3 separate regions of the Homo sapiens genome follow, and regions 2 and 3 are each linked to region 1. A link is a contact called in ENCODE Hi-C or POLR2A ChIA-PET data. All regions are on one chromosome and are shown on one strand. The core of a region is the stretch at or near the end of the contact, and the rest is flanking DNA. Distances in the headings are between cores, read along the strand shown.

Region 1 (2,545 bases), core at 16-2,515:
ACCCGCCTCTGCCTCCCAAAGTGCTGGGATTACAGACGTGAGCCACCATACCAGGCCGAGAGTACACTTAACAAAAATGTATTGTGCTCAGATAATGGACACCTTAAATACCCTGACGTCATCACTACACATTATATACATGTAACAAAATTTCACATGTATCCCATAGATTTGTACAAATTTAAAAAATAATAAAAAATTAGCTGTGCATGATGGCACATGTCTGTAATCCCAGCTACTCAGGAGGCTGAGGCAGGAGAATCACTTGAACCTGGGAGGCGGAGGTTGCAGTGAGCCAGGATAGCCACTGCACTCCAGCCTGGATGACAGAGGGAGCCCTTGTCTCAAAAATAAAAAAATAAAAAATAAAATGACACTTTTTGGGGAAAAAAATACAAGCCAGACGCAGTGGCTCACACCTATAATCCTAGCACTTTGGGAGGCCGAGGCTGGCGGATCGCTTGAGCCCAGGAGTTCAAGACCACCTGGGCAACAAGGTGAAACCCTGTTTCCCCCGACCCCCCTCAAAAAAAAAACTACCCAGGCTTGGTGTCGCATGCGCCTGTAATCCCAGCTATTCAGGAGGCTGAGGTGGGAGGATAGCTTGAGCCCGGGGAGGCGGAGGTTTGCAGGGAGCTGAGATCTTGCCACTGTACTCCATCCTGGGCGACAGAGTGAGCAGAGTGAGTTCCAGTCTCAAAAAAAAAAAACCTCCTTTTGCTGGGGCATATTGGTGGAGACGGTGGCTAGGGGATAAGTATGCAGTTTTTCTCTAGGCGGGAAACTTAATTGAAGTTTATCAGGCGCGAGTCATTAACAAAATTTGCGCCCTCTAAGCTAACACGGCAATATGGGGCTTAGACACCATAGCTAATCCCCAGTCGCGAAAAACCCTCCCGATTTGCTTGGGATTGGAAAGAAAAAGAAAATACACATTCATACTTTCATACATGACATACACACACACACACACATTTATATATAAATACACACAGAAAGCACAGGAAACACAAGCAGAATTAACTGTCTTGTTCATACGGCCACTCAGTGAAATGTATACTGTATATTGTGTTTGAAATATATACTTCCCTTCAAGTGTTTCAAGTTCAAGGCTGAGAAAGAACTTGGTCTCTTGCTTAGACTTGAGGAGCCTCACTCGGAACTGGAAGGATGCACGCAATCTAGTTGCCCCACCGGCTTATTTATATTGATGCACACATCGCTTCCTGTCGGTGACGACCGCCTAGATCCGGGGAAGGGTTTTGCAGAAGTACCCAGAACTGTGTCCAAGGTTTCCTCAGATTTGGGCTGTTCCGCAGCGGCAGGTCCCGGGAACCAAGGCAACAGACATCTTCCTAGGCTCGCGAGAGCGCCCCCTTGTCCCACGGCTGCTGGGGCCCCCCAGTAGCCATGGCTCCGGTGTCCGGCTCACGCAGCCCGGATAGGGAGGCCTCGGGCTCGGGGGGAAGACGTCGCAGTTCGTCGAAGAGTCCGAAGCCCAGCAAATCTGCCCGCTCCCCGCGGGGCCGCCGCTCTCGCTCGCACTCTTGCTCTCGGTCCGGGGACCGGAATGGACTCACCCATCAGCTGGGTGGCCTCAGCCAAGGCTCCCGAAACCAGTCCTACCGCTCACGCTCGCGGTCGCGTTCTAGAGAGCGGCCCTCTGCGCCCCGGGGCATCCCCTTCGCTTCTGCCTCCTCGTCAGTCTATTACGGCAGCTACTCGCGCCCCTACGGGAGCGACAAGCCTTGGCCTAGCCTCCTCGACAAGGAGAGGGAGGAGAGCCTGCGGCAGAAGTGAGTGAGACGGCCGCACTTTCTCTTGTACGAGCCTACGTGCCTTTGGAGTCCGATCTATCATTCATTCCGCTTCTGACTATTCGCATTTCGCTCACTCTGCTTGCCTTGCGCCCATTTTCATCCCTTTCTTTAATCCACCCACGACAACCCTTTATTCGTCCTTTTCATTTTCCCTTACCCTCAGGCCCCTTCATATAGTGCCCTGGTCTCCCGCTACCCCCTTCCGCCTCCTGTCTTGTTAGCGAATATTGCCGAGAGTTCAGACCTACCAGAACTGTAGCATTTACCTGGTTGTGTCATTATCATTCGTGAATATATTTGTATTCCCCACTAGACTGAGCTCATGGAAAGGAGGAGCCAGTGAACGGAGGAGAATTCTGATCACAGAATTCTAAGTGCCTGGTACTTTATAGGCGCTCAACCATTGCTTGTTGAATGAAGGAACTTACAGGTCTGAGATAACAGGATATTTATGTAGAAACGTTTTGTGGGGAATTAGGAAGGAATGAAATCAAGGGTTTAAGTTGGAGAGGAAATAAACCTTCCCCTCAGACAAGACGATTAGATGCATGTAGGAAAAGTGATCTGATAAGCTATAGATGACCCCACTTTGAGGAAGGTCTTGTTAAGTGGTCTCAGTCTTGACCTCGAAAAATGACGCCAGGATGAGACTAGATCTCTAATCAAAGTGAGTATTGGAGTGGAAAAATGCATAGCTTGGGGATTGTTTTGTTTTGTTTTTGAGA
Region 2 (2,545 bases), core at 14-2,513, 540 kb after region 1:
TCAAGACCGACTCTCCCAAATGTGGGCTGTTTGTCTAATTCAGAGCCAAGGCGATATCAAAGATGCCACTGTGCCCACTGAATGAGGAACACAGGGACCGTCCCCCCAATACAGAAACATCTCTGCTTCCTGAAATGCCATCACTACCAATTCATTCTTTCAGGCTTGGTTTCCAGTTCAAATGCAGGTACCTCTGAGCTCGGTGGAAGCTTTAAGGCTGCATTTACACCTTTAGATCTTTTCCTAAGGAGCAGCTGTTGATGTGGGAGAAGGTGGAAAAGGCCCAAATAAATGAGGCCAGTGGGGTGAAGCGGTAGGCTGAGGGGGCCGTTCTCAGCTTGGGGAGGGGAAGCTGCAGCCTCTGTCGGAGCCTGAAGTCAAGCTTCATTTAAGTTGGGGAGATGTGTGGGCAAAAATCTGCGGCCTTTTCGTATCGATGGATCGGGTCCTTTCCCCACACCAAGCACTTTCTTCTCGGGGCTTGGGTCACACAGACAAAAACACCTTTAAAAGGGTCTCTCTCTTCCTAAGCCAGCCTAAGCAAAAGTTTCCAAATTGGAGGACGGTGGAAATGGTTAGGACTCATCTCTCTGGAGAGCTTTTCATTCCTTTCCTCCAAATCCTTTGCTGCATTCCACCTCCTCGCCCGGTCCAATCCGGAAAGCCTCTCGGACCAGGGCTGCGGACCACAAAACTGCATCTTGCAGGGCGGTAACCCCAAGAGAACGTGAAAAGCATTGGGGCTGCACTCTGGGGGCCATAGAGGTGGCCCACCGCCCCGAGGGGTCCCCAGGTGATCGACAAGGGGGCCGTCCCTACTCCAGGGCCCCGAGTCCAGGCAGCAGGGCGGCGTCGGGCCGCGGCTCCCCCACCCCACCCCCGTCCGGTCTCCCGGTTCCCCGGCCCCGCCCGGCTCTTACTTGCGGTAGGCGGCGAGCTGCACGGCGCTGCAGGGGAAGAGGCGCAGGCACGCCACCGCGTTCCCCTTCCACAGGGCCCGGAGCCCCTCTGCCCGCCACACCCGGTGCCCTGTGGCCCACGGTCCCCGGGCGTGGCCTCGCACGACGCCAACCTGGGCCAGCACGGTGGCGAGCTCCAGGGGCGCGGTGAGGCTGAGGCTGAGCGTCCCCGCCAGCCCAGCGCACAGCAGCCTTTGGCCGCCTGTCAGTCGGCCGTCCCGCCTCCACGTAGCCATCGAGCCCCGACCCGGGCCCGGAAGACCGCGTGGCTCGGGCCTGGGGCTCTCCGGCCACGGGCGGAGGTGGCGGGCCCCAGGCCCCGCCCGGCATGGGGCGGGCCCGCGTGAGGGACGGGAAGCCCCGTCTACGCCCTAGCCTGGCCCGAGGCTGGTCGGGGGTGGGGCGCGAGGGCCTGGAGGGTCCGGGGTCCGAGGCCGCGGATATCATGGGCATAGTCTCCCCAGTTGGCAAGGCTCGAGTAGCGACTTTCAGTTGCGAAACAGTTACTGTTCTCTCAAGGCCCAGCCTGCTAGACATCTTGCTTCCTAAATGTTCAGTGCGCCCCCGCCGCCCCTCCCTGCCTCTCCTCTGGTTTGCCCCTTTTCTCCCTTTCACGTGCCACTTCTCTGTCTTCCTCCCCTGGCGCTTCCCTCCTCCTCCTCTTGCCTCCAACCCATTTTTTTTTCCTGCCTAACCAAAAAGCCTTGATGGTTTCCCAGTGCAGAAGGTAAAAAATTCTAACAACCACAGTTGCTATCTCTCAGGCACTTGTCAAGTACTGGGCTTTACAGACGTTCTCATGTAATCCTCAAAACGGCCCTAAGTACGTATGTCCTCATTGACAGAGGCTGTGTGGGTGTGGGGACTTGAATCTGGACTCTTGAACCTGTGTAAGATTCTTGGCTCTGCAGCTTACCAGCTGTGGGACCTTGGGGAAGTCACTCAACCTCTCTGTGTGTCAGTTGCTTTATAAAACAGAGATTATAATTTTTTCCTCCTAGGGGTTGTTGTAAGGATTAATGAACAATGACTGGTATGGGTAAGCAGTTTATATGTGTTAGTTCTGATTAGGTATTCATTTACAGGAGAGGAAACCAAGACACAGAGAGGACTTGCTCAGGCTCACACAGCTACCTACAAAGCAGAGACCGGTTTGAAATCTAGGGCGGTTTATGTCAGTTTCCACTAACGGCTACACTATATGTCTACTAGGACTGCAGAGTTAACTCCAGTAGGGACATTTTCAGTGGTTCTGTAAGCTAAGAGAACAATAGAGGCAAAGAATGGCTAAGAGAGGCTTGGCCAGAATCCGAGGATTCTTTAATCAGTTCAAAAATTTCAGAATTTCAGAATTTCTTTCTGTCTCTTTTTTTTCTAAAAAAGCCATGTCACTAATAATTACAAGGAAAGGAACTGTCAGCAGTCTGTTGGTGTGAGCAAGATGTTCCGGGTACATAGTTGTTTTTAGGCTTGTATAGTTATTTACATTTACTAACACACAATGCTATAGGAACGTTTTCTAAAAGGCATTGCAGGGTTTCTCCTTTTTTATTTTTCACTGTCAATCTCACTTGAGTATGACATTA
Region 3 (2,545 bases), core at 23-2,522, 530 kb before region 1:
CTCCTTAGCCTTAGAAAATACCGTCCGCCATAGGCATGGGCAAAGACCTCATGGCTAAAACACCAAAAGCAATCGCAACAAAAGTCAAAATTGACAAATGGGATCTAATTAAAAGAACTTCTGCACAGCAAAAGAAATTAGCATTAGCGTGAACAGGCAACCTGCAGAATGGGAGAAAATTTTTGCAATCTACCCATCTGACAAAGGTCTAATATCCAGAATCTACAAGGACCTTAAACAAATTTACAAGAAAAAAACAACCCCATCAAAAAGTGGGCAAAGGATATGACCAGACACTTCTCAAAAAAAGACATTTATGCAGCAACAAACATGAAAAAAAGCTCATTATCACTGATCATTAGAGAAAGGCAAATCAAAACCACAATGAGATACCATCTCACGCCAGTCAGAATGGTGATTATTAAAAAATCAGGAAACAATAGATGCTGGCGAGGCTGAGGAAAAATAGGAATGCTTTTACACTGTTGGTGGGAGTGTAAATTAGTTCAACTATTGTGGCAGACAGTGTGGCGATTCCTCAAAAATCTAGAACCAGAAATACCATTTGACGCATGCACACGTATGTTTATTGCAGCACTATTTACAATAGCAAAGACTTGGAACCAACCCAAATGCCCATCAATGATAGACTAGATAAAGAAAACGTGGCACATATATGCCATGGAATACTATGCAGCCATAAAAAAATGAGATCATGTCCTTTGCAGGGACATGGATGAAGCTGGAAGCCATCATCCTTAGCAAACTAACACAGGAACAGAAAACAAAACACTGCATGTTCTCACTCATAAGTGGGAGTTGAACAATGAGAACACATGGACACAGGGAGGGGAACAACACACACGGGGGCCTGTCAAGGGGTGGGGGCCAAGGGGAGGGAGAGCATTAGGAGAAATACCTAATGCATGTGGGGCTTAAAACCTAGATGACGGGTTGATAGGTGCAGTAAACCACCATGGCACATGTATACCTATGTAACAAAGCTGCACATTCTGCACATGTATCCCAGAACTTAAAGTAAAATTAAAAAAAAAAAAAAAAAAGAAAGAAAAAGAAAAAGAAAATGCCGTCCGCGCATATCTCTCAGGAGCATAGGAAGGGCTGTGAACCAAAAAGCCAGGGCGTGGTCGCCCCGCCCACCGGCCGCTACATCACCACCCCTCTCGCCGCTTTCAAGCGCGGAGATTGGCTGTAAGCAAGAAAGAGCCCCGCCCCTAGTCTTATGACTCGCACTGAAGCGCCGATTCCTGGCTTTTGCAAGGCTGTGGTCGGTGGTCATCAGTGCTCTTGACCCAGGTCCAGCGAGCCTTTTCCCTGGTGTTGCAGCTGTTGTTGTACCGCCGCCGTCGCCGCCGTCGCCGCCTGCTCTGCGGGGTCATGGTGTGCTTCCGCCTCTTCCCGGTTCCGGGCTCAGGGCTCGTTCTGGTCTGCCTAGTCCTGGGTGAGTTGTCGGGCCCTCCCGATTAGTCTGTCCGCCTGGGCCCGGGGCACCAGTTCAAAGCTACAACCTGAAAGACTGGTCCGAGGGGGAGGGGGTTGAGAGGCTCAGCAGCTAACACTGGGCGGCGGCGGTTGGCCCGGGGAGGCAAGCGGTGACCTAGAGAAGGCCTGACCGACGGATGGCGGGGAAGAAGGGCCCAGGAGAGTAAGAAGGGGCCGGTAACGGGGGGTGGACGCCGAGGGAGTAGGCTGGGAGGAGTGAAGCGTGGAGAGGGTCAGCGTGGAAAGAGTAACTTGGGGAAAACACTGAGGAGTGAGCGTAGGAGGGTGGTACATGCAGATTTTGGGCGCCAGAGACAATTAGGAGAGTCTTGGTTTGCTGAGATCAGGGAAGAGTTTTGAAGATGGTGGAAAAACTATGGGGTGAGATAGGAAATTAAGAGAGAAGACCATGCCTGCCTGGAGTAGCTTGGGAGAAGTGTGTGGGTGGGGGACAGATGGGACAGATAGGACAGTAGAGCCTGAGGGGCAGGGGCAGTGACAGGGTTGGGCATTTTGAAGGTTGGAATTTGAGACTGTGAAGAAAGGATGATTCAAGAGATTAGGAGTGATGCTGGGTTTGAGTTTGGTAGTCATAGTTTTAAGGGCGAAGGAACCTAAGGTAGCTGGGGCAATTTCCAGGAAAGAAAACTTGGACCCAACCTCTGGAGACTAAGGGGTTCAGGGGGAACTTTGATGGGGAGTGCACATCTGACTTGGAGGTATTGAGGATGTCGATTTTCTCCCAGTTTTGCTACTTCCTCCCAGCCAGACGCTGACAAAAAAATCCCCAGACGTTTCAGTTAGGAGGGCCTCCCAGATGTGAGGTTTTGGGGGTGGAGTATTTGAGTTTGGTAGACTACCTCTTTGCCTTCAGAGTTTCTTCTTTTCTTTCTTCCCCATCACACAGCTAGCCTATTACCTCATATTTTGGGGGTGCAGGGAGCAGGTAGACAAACTTGCTAAGGATTGGGTTGTTACCAGGGCCTAAGAATGGCTGGATGGGGCCGGGCGTGGTGGCTCATGCCTGTAATCCCAGCACTTT

Evidence for each region. Hi-C counts contacts between places; a loop is a spot of excess contacts on that map. ChIA-PET counts read pairs that join two places held with the same protein, here RNA polymerase II (POLR2A). Pooled maps may share reads with other maps.
Region 2: a loop to region 1 is called in a pooled map, with 8 times the contacts of the local background. The contact joins the promoter of SLC25A43 here to the promoter of NKAP in region 1. A Hi-C loop is called at or near these places in 1 of 37 single-sample maps with no recorded cell type and 8 of 50 pooled maps. POLR2A ChIA-PET finds 5 or more read pairs at or near these places in 1 of 52 experiments (OCI-LY7).
Region 3: a loop to region 1 is called in a map of naive thymus-derived CD4-positive, alpha-beta T cell, with 4 times the contacts of the local background. The contact joins the promoter of LAMP2 here to the promoter of NKAP in region 1. A Hi-C loop is called at or near these places in 1 of 168 maps with a recorded cell type or tissue (naive thymus-derived CD4-positive, alpha-beta T cell), 1 of 37 single-sample maps with no recorded cell type and 14 of 50 pooled maps.

What each region holds. Positions count from the first base shown.
Region 1 is chrX:119,942,471-119,945,015 of GRCh38, reverse strand. It overlaps NKAP (NFKB activating protein), which reads left to right and starts at 1,265. Exons shown (of 9, transcript NM_024528.4): 1 at 1,265-1,796. The coding sequence starts at 1,411. RefSeq lists an enhancer at 1,028-1,528.
Region 2 is chrX:119,398,054-119,400,598 of GRCh38, reverse strand. SLC25A43 (solute carrier family 25 member 43) reads right to left here and starts at 1,263. Exons shown (of 5, transcript NM_145305.3): 1 at 921-1,263. The coding sequence starts at 1,195. RefSeq lists a silencer at 740-1,399.
Region 3 is chrX:120,468,023-120,470,567 of GRCh38, reverse strand. It overlaps LAMP2 (lysosomal associated membrane protein 2), which reads left to right and starts at 1,272. Exons shown (of 9, transcript NM_002294.3): 1 at 1,272-1,462. The coding sequence starts at 1,399. RefSeq lists a silencer at 1,070-1,334.